4 separate regions of the Homo sapiens genome follow, and all the other regions are linked to region 3. The links are chromatin contacts, found by Hi-C in ENCODE. All regions are on one chromosome and are shown on one strand. Each heading gives the region's core, a stretch centred on a gene start or an enhancer-like site at or near the end of the contact. The rest is flanking DNA. Distances are from core to core; before and after follow the strand shown.

What was found. A loop is a pair of places that touch in the nucleus more often than their neighbours do. Pooled maps may share reads with other maps.
Region 1: a map with no recorded cell type shows a loop between it and region 3 (5-fold over the local background). The contact joins two enhancer-like sites. A Hi-C loop is called at or near these places in 3 of 37 single-sample maps with no recorded cell type and 3 of 50 pooled maps.
Region 2: a loop to region 3 is called in a pooled map, with 4 times the contacts of the local background. The contact joins two enhancer-like sites. A Hi-C loop is called at or near these places in 3 of 37 single-sample maps with no recorded cell type and 4 of 50 pooled maps.
Region 4: a map with no recorded cell type shows a loop between it and region 3 (6-fold over the local background). The contact joins the promoter of FBXO34-AS1 here to the enhancer-like site in region 3. A Hi-C loop is called at or near these places in 2 of 37 single-sample maps with no recorded cell type and 2 of 50 pooled maps.

What each region holds. Positions count from the first base shown.
Region 1 is chr14:55,097,160-55,099,859 of GRCh38, reverse strand. All of the region lies in intron 1 of LOC124903318 (a long non-coding RNA gene), which reads left to right. Among named protein-coding and RNA genes, the nearest start is that of LGALS3, 31 kb to the left of the region's middle. RefSeq lists an enhancer at 1,057-1,156. Within about 2 kb of position 1,364, at least 18 of the 41 ENCODE cell types and tissues checked have a DNase peak (open chromatin) inside an H3K27ac peak, as active enhancers do.
Region 2 is chr14:52,324,479-52,327,178 of GRCh38, reverse strand. The region is part of intron 1 of PTGER2 (prostaglandin E receptor 2); the gene reads right to left. Among named protein-coding and RNA genes, the nearest start is that of PTGER2, 12 kb to the right of the region's middle. RefSeq lists enhancers at 1,647-1,796, 1,937-1,986, 2,007-2,056. Within about 2 kb of position 1,363, at least 3 of the 41 ENCODE cell types and tissues checked have a DNase peak (open chromatin) inside an H3K27ac peak, as active enhancers do.
Region 3 is chr14:53,618,763-53,621,462 of GRCh38, reverse strand. The region is part of intron 2 of LOC105370504 (a long non-coding RNA gene); the gene reads right to left. Among named protein-coding and RNA genes, the nearest start is that of LINC02331, 230 kb to the left of the region's middle. Within about 2 kb of position 1,307, at least 2 of the 41 ENCODE cell types and tissues checked have a DNase peak (open chromatin) inside an H3K27ac peak, as active enhancers do.
Region 4 is chr14:55,270,685-55,273,384 of GRCh38, reverse strand. FBXO34-AS1 (FBXO34 antisense RNA 1) reads left to right here and starts at 1,307. Exons shown (of 2, transcript NR_184222.1): 1 at 1,307-1,503. FBXO34 (F-box protein 34) reads right to left here and starts at 1,964. Exons shown (of 2, transcript NM_017943.4): 1 at 1,848-1,964. RefSeq lists a silencer at 1,413-1,912.

The DNA.
Region 1 (2,700 bases), core at 115-2,614, 1.5 Mb before region 3:
TAGATTATACACACACATATATACACACAGAAATAGCTATAGAGACATAGATGTATATTAGAAAATATGAATTCCTACTGATTAACTCCAGTTCCAATGTAATAAACTTTCCATATTTGTAACTTCTTTCCCCAACAGTGAAAAATCTGGTTCCCCTTAGACTTAAGCTCAAGAATACACAGAATGTAGTTTCAGAATTGCTAGTCCATAGCACTGCTAAAAGTAAACCTAACCAGAGTTCAATTTGCTAACCTTTTTTTTTTTTTTTTTTTTTTGAGACAAAGTCTCGCTCTTGTCGCCCAGGCTGGAGTGCAATGGTGTGATCTTGGCTCACCACAACCTCTGCCTCCTGGGTTCAAGCAATTCTCCTGCCTCAGCTTCCCGAGTAGCTGGGACTACAGGTGCCTGCCACCACGCCCTGCTAATTTTTTGTATTTTTAGTAGAGATGGGGTTTCACCATGTTGGCTAGGCTGGTCTCAAACTCCTGACCTCAGGTGATCCGCCTGCCTTGGCCTACCAAAGCTCTGGGACTACAGGCATGAGCCATCGTGCCTGGCCTGCTCACATTTTTAAAGGTAAAATTTATATATATAGAAATGCACAAGTCCTAAGTATACAATTCAACAATTTTTTATAAATAGATACACCCTTGTGACTTATAGTTTTTTTTTTTGTTTTTTTGTTTTGTTTTGTTTTGTTTTTTTTTGACACAAGGTCTCATTCTGTGCCCAGGCTGGGGTGTAGTGGTTGACCATGGCTCACTGCAGCCACCACCTTCCAAGTTCAAGTGATCCTCTCACCTCAGCCTCCAGAGTAGCGAGGACTACAGGAGCACACCACCATACCTGGCTAATTTTTGTAATTTTTGTAATTTTTGTAAAGGTGGGGTTTCACCATGTTGCCCAGACTGGTTTCAAACTCCTAGGCTTAAGCAATATACCTGCCTTGGCCTCTCAAAGTGCTGGGACTACAGACATGAGCCATCACACCTGGCCCATACTTCTTTCCTTTCTTCTGCTTCTGCTGCTTCTTCCACTTCTTCTTCTGCTTCTTCTTCTGTTTCTTTTTCTGCTTCTTCTGCTGCTGCTTCCTTCTTTCTTTCTTTCTTTTTTTTTTTTGGTAGAGATGGGTTCATGCTATGTTGCCCAGGCTGGTCTCGAACTTCTAGACTCAAGCAATCCTTCCTGCCTCAGCTTCCCAAAGTGCTGGGGTTACAGGCACTAGTCACCATGCCCTGCCTAAATCTTGCTTCTTTTTTTCCAATTTCTTGATGGTTACAGTCCTGTCTTCCAGTGACAGCCCGAGACAGGAGCTTGTGAGGTTTCCTCACGAGGGTTCCTTGTGAGCATGACTGAGATAGACAGGAACCATGTGTCTTGTGGGTGATTAGTAAATGTGAAACTACTCAGCCAACCCAGAAGATGTGGCACATGGCCAGAGTTGGGAGGACAAAGAGAGAAGGTAGGTGGGCTCCTACACACACTGAAACGCTTATTAATGACTCTCAGTAGTGCAAAGGCAAGACTTCTGGTGCAGGGTAGAAACTATGGTTCCTTAGAACCAGGAAGTTACACCCAGGTTAATATTTCGATAACAGTGGGGTTGTAATAGCTTATTTTCCAGGCTCCCTAATGAAAAGGGTCAGTGTGATTCAATCATGAGAGCTTCTGAAAAGGCTCTTTGACATGAAGGCATTTAGCTCTGCTCTTCATGTTGGCCCTTGACTATGTTAACAGTTTAATAAGCAGTTGCTTGTTCTGTCTGTGGCTTTGGTGTGCTTGAATTCCTCCCAACAAGGCTAAAAGCTCCTTGAGGGAGGTGACAGTATCATGCATTTTTCTGTTTTCCTACCTTGTCAGGTGACCAGGAAATGTCTAGTAGATACTTCTGAATTGAATCGAGTCTTCTTAGTCACCTTGACAAGTTCTTGTTTCTATTGTATCTGACTTCCTAGTGAGTAGGCACTCACACTGGCTGAATACATCATAAACCAATTCCACTAAATTGTTGCTAATCAAATTGTTAGTCCTTTCAGGAATCTGTGTTTTAGCAGATGACAATAATGAATGAGCGATGCTTATTAATCCAAATAGAATTGACCCAATAGTGGAATTACAGGCAATAGGGAGCTGGGGGGAGAAGGACTTTGATGAGCAGGGGGCTCCTTGCTGCCTCACCAGTAGTGCCACATCACCTGTGTCACTCTTCCCTGAGGTCACAGAATGTTGGGCCATAAAGGGATCATTATCTTTTTCTGATGGACCTCTTTTGCTCTCCTGACTCTTCTCTTTCCTATTCAATTTTAGTTTGTTTCCTTTGGTCCAACAGCAAATTGGCTGTAGCACCTTCTTCTAAAGAGCCCTGTAGACACCAGCATCTCTTGCCAGGATCTCCTAGTGCAAACCCTCTAAGCTTTCTGCTTTTATCCCCTCTAGCAAGACTGTGCAGATACTAGCGGGCAGGCAACCAGGGCCTCTGTAGGGCTGGGATCCCCTCCACAACAGGCCAGATTCATTCCGGAATTTGGTTCCAACTCTGTAGATCCTAGATTTCCTCAGCTGCTCAGTGGTGCGGGTTCTGCCTCTGCCTGCCTTCCTCTGCTGCCCTGACCCTGGTCGAGCCCTCACTGACTTTTACCTAGATTATTTTAACACCTACTTCCTAATGAGTCTACCTGCCGCTGGCTGTGGTAAGATGTA
Region 2 (2,700 bases), core at 114-2,613, 1.3 Mb after region 3:
TAGCAGTAGACAGGCTTAGACCCTATGTTATGTCTTGAGATTTAAAAGCAAAACCATGTTTTGTCTGTGGTAGTGGTGGGGAACGAAAGGTGGGGGTTGGGAATCTTACCTTTCTTCCTTATGTAAACTGTAACATAATGAATGTATTTTTTCCCCTTGAACTCAATGAAAGCATGTTTTCTGTGGAATGCAATTAACATTAACACCATGCACAATGTCTTGGTGTCATTGGGAGTGGAGAGAAATAAACTTTTCTTGTCATCTAGAATAGAATCTTTTAACAATATAAATAATAATGATAATATTAGTAGCTCCAGTGTATCAATAACCTAATATATGTGTCATGAATTGTTCTGGGTACTAACCCCGCTTTATCTCTACTCCTTATAGAAACTCTGAAACTTAGAGATTGTCTCTTTTTAACAGATAGGGAAGTGAACTTCAGGAAAACTAATAACATGTTACATTTACTTCCAAATACTAAATCTAATGATCACAATTCAGCGAGACAGGGTCTGCAATGGAACACCCTGAGTGGGAGTATGAGTTCTGGCCATTGGACTGGGTTTGAATCCTACCTCTGTATATAGTTTGAGATCAATGGCAAGATATTAATAATGAACCTTTGTGCCTCAGTTTTGACATCTTTAAAATGGGTGATAATAATAACATACCCACTTCATAGAGTTGCTGAAAGGATGATAGGAAGTGATATGTGTAAGCTACTTAGATCAGTGCTCACATCCTAAGTGCTCCACAGTGTTCATTGTTATTATATCCATTTTACAAATGCAGACACTGGGGTATAGAAAATTAGATAATTTGCTCAAGTACCCAGAGCTGGTTAGTGGCCAAATCAGGATGCAAATTCCAACTCTCCTGATGCCAGTGCAGTGCTCACTGTGTGCTACGTGCAGGCCTGTATTAGAGCAAAGGCCTCAGAACAATGTCCTGAACACTGGAAAGCTGACACATCTTTACATATGGACCAAACTGCTCTACCAGCCCTCAAACGATTTCTTAGTTATTTAGGGAGCAACATAAATGTTTGGGCAGGTTGGAAGGAATGGAATAATGCATCTTGATAAAGATCACACTTCTACAAAATTCACAGAAAAGAGGAAAACAAAGGTAGATCACACCTAGTCATTTAAAACCAGTGCTTTATAAGGCTCCAGGGTCTTTCTTACCAATGGCTTTAGACACCTAGCCCCTCTTTTCTTCACTCGCCTTCTGCAGAAGAAGGAGCAGCTTGTTTCCCTTCTCTGAGTACTTACTCTGCAGGCATCTGGCAACTGGATATACAAAGCAAATTGCAGAGAGCGCAAAGGGTAGTCATCTTCAGTTTGCTTATGTTGGGACAAGAGCAGGAAGGTTTGGCAGCCATAGGTGTTTATGCCGGAGAATCTTGGCATAGGGAATGGAGAAAAGATTTGGCAGATGAGTAAGGAAAAAGAAGAATTGATGGTGGGTTTCCCAGAGAGTAGAGGAAAGCTAGGTGAGGAGGTGCAATGGAGCAATAGCTTTCTTGTCAGTTAAACTATTTTGGATGAAAACTACACAGGCTGGTGTGTTAAAAGAGTGATTTGGAGGTAAGAAATTCAGGATAATGATGCACATAGGTCTACAGATTAAAACACATATTAGTGATTACATATGCACACACACGTGTGCACATGATGCATAACTGAGCACTCCTGTAGAAAGGGCCTGCAGCTGAGTTGATGATCTAGTTTAACCAGAGAACATATTCACACTGAATTGGCCAGCCAAGAAGTGCAGAAAAGGCATAGCCTCTGGTGTTGCAGCTTCACACATTAAGATGAGTCAGGTTTTCAGGGGAGAATAACCCACATCAGAGTTCCTGAATGTCTTTAGAGCGTGACAGAATAATGAGAAGTGAAAATTGGTTGTAGAGGATGAAGCAATTCTGTACTGTTTCCTTTCCTTTATCATCTACTATGCTGGGTAATTTTGAGAATTGCTTAAAATTTGCACTTTGGAGGTGACCAATATTTTGTAGAAGACGGCTTTTTTTTTGAGATGGAGTCTCACTCTGTCGCCCAGGATAGAGTGCAGTGGCGTGATCTCCACTCACTGCAACCTCTGCCTCCTGCGTTCAAGTGATTCTCCTGCTGCAGCCTCCTGAGTAGCTGGGATTACAGGCACCCGCCACCACGCCTGGCTAATTTTTGTATTTTTAGTAGAGATGGGGTTTCACCATGTTGGACAGGCTGGTCTTGAACTCCTGACCTCAAGTGATCTGCCTGCCTTGGCCTCCCGAAGTGCTGGGATTACAGGTGTGAGCCACTGCGCCCAGCCAGTTCCTTCTTTTATACTTGGAGAAGAGACATACTTCAGTGACCCTCGAAATTCTTGATGTAAGTTTTGTCTTCTACCTCCCCATTTTTTTCTTTTGGTTCTTGTCTTTTGCCTAGATTACTATATTTTTGATCTTATGGATACTGGGATTTTAAAAAATTGTGGTAAAATAAATATAACATAAAATTTACCATTTTGCCATTTTCAGCTATACATTAAATACATTTACATTGTGGGGCAATCATATTGTTTATATTTTCACTTTTCTGCATATTATGCTTTGACATCTTAAATTCTTCTTGGCTGGGAGAGAATGCCCCTCCGGGGCTAGCTAATTTGTAGAGATAGCAAAGAGTTAGGCTGGGAGCATGTCTTTGA
Region 3 (2,700 bases), core at 58-2,557:
TATTTATGCTTGATGGCCTTTTCTTCTAGGAAGTCTTCCTGCTAAGCTGGGGTTACGTACCCTGTTGTCATGCTCTCCTGGCACCTTTCTTCCCATCCCAGCACTGCTTTTACTTCCTGCAATAGCCATACCTATCTGCTTCCCTCTGGGGCCCTAGACTCCATGAGAGCAGAGAATGCACCTACCCACTTCACTTCACTATTTAAAGATCTCAGTAAGTTCTTCTAGATCATCCTAGAAATCACTGGAGACACCTCTGGGAAAAGAAGAGTGGTGTGGGAGAGGCAAACTTTGTGTAGGAGAGGCCCCCCTGATGGGGGATGAAAAGGGAAATGCCCCAGCCTCACAGCCAGCTGGGCACCTCACTCAAGTGAATTTCCCTAGAAACCCCAGTGGGTCCTCATGTGGAAAGTGTGGCTGGTGTGATGATAGAAAATGGCAAATGATCTTTCCCTCAAAAAGGCAAAGGAAAGGGAGGTAGCACGTTAAGCATCAATGCCAAGATGTAACCCACAATAATTACAGTTCAAGAAAACCTGAACTTGGAAAATTTTGATTAAAAAAAACCCTACATGTACAATCTTACTTCATATCTGTTTTTCTTTCTAGTTACGTTGGATTTTCAATTTAAAGTACATTTAAATGGACATTTTAAAAGGCAGAAGGAGCAAATTCACACAACTCCCCCAGCAGCTTGCCCATGGGATTCATCATGGGGAGAAAGCCTGGCTGATCCTGGGCTTTCTGAAGAGGTGGGCTGTCCACTTGTCACCCCATATGAAGATGCTCTGCTTTTATGTGAGTTCAGCTCTATCAAACTATGAGCATATGTTTCAAAAAAAAAAAACTATGTCTTTTAAGGCATAGTAAAGACAGCTGAAACATTCTTTCTCTCCCTCCAGAAACCTAGGAATGAATTCCTCACCACTAAGGCAGAGTCCAGGAGAGAAAAGGCAACCAGCCAGAGAGGAAAAGGGAATCCAGAGAGAGCCGATCAAGTCAGGCCAAGTTAATAACAGACCTGCAAAGACCAGCCTCCAAGACTCTAACCTGCAGCCATGGGGAAATCCCAAAGAACCTGTCTCTTTAATTTTTTTTTCCCTGAAAAATATTATCTGGAGCTCTTCCTCTAAGTCTCTCGGCACCCTGATATTTGGGATAATTGCACCCACTGCTCTTAAGCTTGGGTGCTAAAATCCCCTCCTGGAGTTGAGTTTTTAAAGGGAGCAGATTTAAAGCTGTCAGCAGTAGAGGAGAGAAGGCCAAATTGCTCTCATGCTTGAGCCTGTGGCCCAATTTGTTTGTAATTGGATTGGTATGCAGGGAAGATAGAGCTGTCTGGGGGAAATGCTACATGATTCCCTTTAGTAGAGGATACTACTGATGCTGCTCATAGCCCAGCGCCAGATCCCAACTAATGAGGGAGGGCAGTGAGACCCTAAACGCAGAGGAGAAGGGCCAATTCCATGTATTCACCAGGTAAAAGGACAGCAGGGGATGCCCTTCACCAAATTTAACCCAGAAATCAGAGCATACATTGCAAGGTTTGTGTGCAAAGTTAGGGAATGTGGGCCAAGGAGGAAGCTTGGATGACAGAAGGGAGGAGAAGATGAAGCTGGACAGGATTCCAAGAGTCTAATAGCAGCCCTTTACCAGGAGAACTTTTTTTTTAATAAAATGAAATTGCTGCAACTTCCATTGCCTTCTCAGTTGAGTCTACATGGCCCAATTGTCAGCCAATAATATAAATTCCATCTGCAGGCCATCGCCAGCTGCAGAGCCTGAAAAATGTAGGCTTGGGGAGAAAGAGATTTAGTTCTACTCTCGGTTTTGCTACATACCATTTATGAAACTTTGGCAAGATACTTAACCCAATTGAAGCTCAGTCTTCTGGTCTGTAAAATGAAAATAATAACTCCTATGAGAATGCTGACTTAAAGGGATCTTGAAAGTCTGAAGAGCCATATTGGGTAAAATTCATGGTCAATCAGCATTATCCCCCCCCACCTTTATATATGTTCCCCTTTATCTCAGGCACCAGAAGCCTGGGAACTACATATCCCAGATTTGCTTTCCACCAAGGTTCTGAATTTGACTTACATTTGACAATGAAATTCATTTGTGAGATATCTGTAAGGGGAAAGAGAGCAAGAGATGCCTCTTCCTCTGTCAATGGTGGTGGTGGTGACTTGAGTATGAGCTCCCACAGATGTGACCAACATAGTAGCTGGCTGGTCACCTCTAGGCACCAGCTTCAAGGCTGTGGGCCAGTTATTATTTCCTGACCTCAGGTGGCAACCTGTGTGACATAACCTGAAAGCTAAGAGTAATCCACCTTACTTTCTTGGTTCTAGTCTTTTCCACAGCATAGTACTTTCTTGGTTCTAGTCTTTTCTGCAATGTAGTAAGCACTCATATTTGCTTTCTATTCCTATTTGTTTCAGGCAATGGAAGGCAATGGAAGTTGCAGCAATTTCATTTTACTAAAAAAATTTATATAGCAAATTATCACAAACTTAGCACCTTAAAACAACACTTATCACACACTTCCGTAGAGCAGGTGAGCTCAACTTGGTTCTCTACTCTGGGTTCTCACAGGGCTGAAATCAAGGGGTCAGTCAGATTGAGCTCTTATCTGGAGGCGCTGGAAAGAATCTACATCCAAGTTCATTCATGTGGTTGGAAGAATTTACTTCCTCC
Region 4 (2,700 bases), core at 58-2,557, 1.7 Mb before region 3:
ATAACATGTACAGGAAAGCCTTGTTTTGTGAACTTCCAGTCAAATCCAATAGTACCTAACGGGTAAATTTTTGCTTTTATTTCCTGCCTGAAAATGGGCATAACTTCCATCTGCATGTTGATGTAAAACCCAGAGAGACAGTATCTTATCAATCACCTCTAAAAGGCAAATGGGGAGCAGGAAGTATTGAGAGAGAGGAAAAAAAAAAAACCGTACCATTACAAGTCAAGGTCAGTGAGGAAGGATTAAGGACTTCTACCCAAGCTTCCTGCTAAAGACTAACTATGCTTCAAGTTTAAGCCATCTACCTTTTGAACTAGATTCCATTTACATTATTCTACAGAGGAGGAAATGAAAAGTACTGATATGCTGGAATACCCGAAGAGGGTCACTATGACAAAGTGACTAGCTTCTCTTCCAGTTAGATCTCTTCTGAAAGCTTTGGAAGAAAAACAGTATTCACAGACAAATCATTTTTTTATTCTCTAATTTCATATTTAAAAGCACTACAGACAAAATTTTAGTTACCTATCCAGACAAGCGGTCCTGGAATATGTTTTTATATTAAGTTATAGCCGGGTCTCAGTAAGAAAGCAAGAAAACAGCTTGTTGCTGACTTCTAAACCATGGTAGCATGGGGTGGTAGCATGGTACCATAGGGTGGGATAGGGACAACCTGGATAAATTAACTCCTCAGGTAATTATTATTTAAGACAAATGTTGGATTAATTCAAACTCCTCCCTCCCTTTACAACAGAAAAAAAAAATCATGTAAGATCCACTCTCCCTCCTCCTGGCCATTTTCTAACAAAAAATGCTAACAAGCAGATAGATGTCCAGTTAAAAAAAAAAAAAAAAAGCAAACTGATTTATCAACACTAGAAGTGGTTCTCTTTTTTTTCAGTAATTCTGATTGCAAACTATCAAACTACGAATTTAGCTTCCTAAAAGGCTTTTTACATTACACCCTCCAAAAAACCTCCTACCCTGACTTAAGTTTTTCTAAATCAAATGTCTTATACTGAGCTGTACTCGCAACGCTTGCTGGACAAGAAGTTAAAGAAATTGACAACTATTACATTAAAATTGCAAAATGCTGATACCGAACAACTTTCGATTCAAATCCACTGCGATTCCAAGCGTTCGTGGAAGACAACTTCCTTTTTCTACCCTGCGGGTCCCCCCGGCCCTTCCGTGAGCCCAGGTCCCCGCCCGGGCCTGCAGTGACATCCCAGGACCCATCTTCTGACGTCACAGACACACGGACCCACAGCCCTATGACTTCATCGTGGACTGAGGACGAACCGCAGTCGACTTGCGCCAGCCCAGAGGCTGGGGAGGCGTCCGAGCCTCCGTCCCGCCTCGTCGTTGAAGAAGGTTAAGGACAAGCGCCAGCTCACCTGCGCTGGGGCAGGGAAGGGCAGAGTGGCCGAGCCCGGGAGGGCGCGACAGGGGCGAGGCGACCCCAGTCCAGAGGCTGACTTCCTCACCGCCCTGGGTCCCGTAAGTGGGAGCGCCGGTCCGGTGCAAGCTCACGGCCTATCCGTGAATCTCCTCGGCTTCAGCGGGGACCCAGGACCCCGCTCCCTACCCGCCCGACCCTCCGTGGCCCGCGGGGACGCTCAGCGCCCGGGCCGTGCGCGCGGAAAGAGCCGCACCGGAGGAGGCGCAGGCGGCCGGGTCCCTACCCCGGACCCGCGGGCGGCGCCCCCGCCCCCACCCCCACCCGCCCCGCGCCCCGGGAGCGCAGGCAGGCGGCGGTAGGGGGCGGGGAGCGGCCACGGTGGCCGCCGCCGGACCCCAGTCGCGCGGCCCTCGCGCCACGCCCCACCTCGGCCCGGACCCACCTGCGCTCCTGCCCCGGCCGCGGCCTGGCCCGGGGCTGCACCAGCCCGACGCAGTGGTGGCGGCAGCAGCGGTGGCGGGAGGCCTGGCTCACTCCCCACCGCTGAGTCGGACCGAGCACCCAGCGCGGCGCGGCGGCGCCCAACGCTCGCCCCGAAACCCATTTGTTTGGCTAAAACGGAGTGACGTCACGCGCCGGCCCAATCGACGGTTGGCCGGGGGAGGGGCCACGGATCCAGAGTTTCACGGCGCCCCCTGCCGGACACTGGGGGCGGGAAGGGGGAAGTGAAAAGGGAGACCTGGATGACGCGTCTGCGGCCCCCAAGTGGTAGAGAATGAAAGTTTGAGCACGACTGTAGGGAAAGGAATCAAACCTCCCAGGCCAGCCAAGAAGGGTAGTGACGCCAGGGTTCAATCAGCAGACATGTCAAGTTTATGAATATTCGTGGGTGGACCTGAAGCTGTAAATGGTCTCAGATACTATTAGATAACCTAGTAGACCTGGATCCTCATACTGGTTCTGCTGCTAGCTTGGAAGGCTGGGGTTCAGAGTTTCAATTTGTAAAATGACAAAATTGGAAAGGTCCCTTCTGACTCTCTTTCCTATGAAAATCATGGCAGGGATACCGGTCAGAAAGTAGATAAACGTTGAGGCTGACACGAAACTGTTAAAGTCTGTAGAAGCTTAAGGGCTGGTTAATGATGGATATAAATTTTTAACACTTTATATTCAAATCAGAGGGCCAGTGAGGAACTTTTGATTCCCAATCTTTAAGCTTATTATTGTTTTCATTGTGAAAATAATATTAACCACATTGAAAAACATGAGGACAATGTATTTTCTTCTAGACCTTT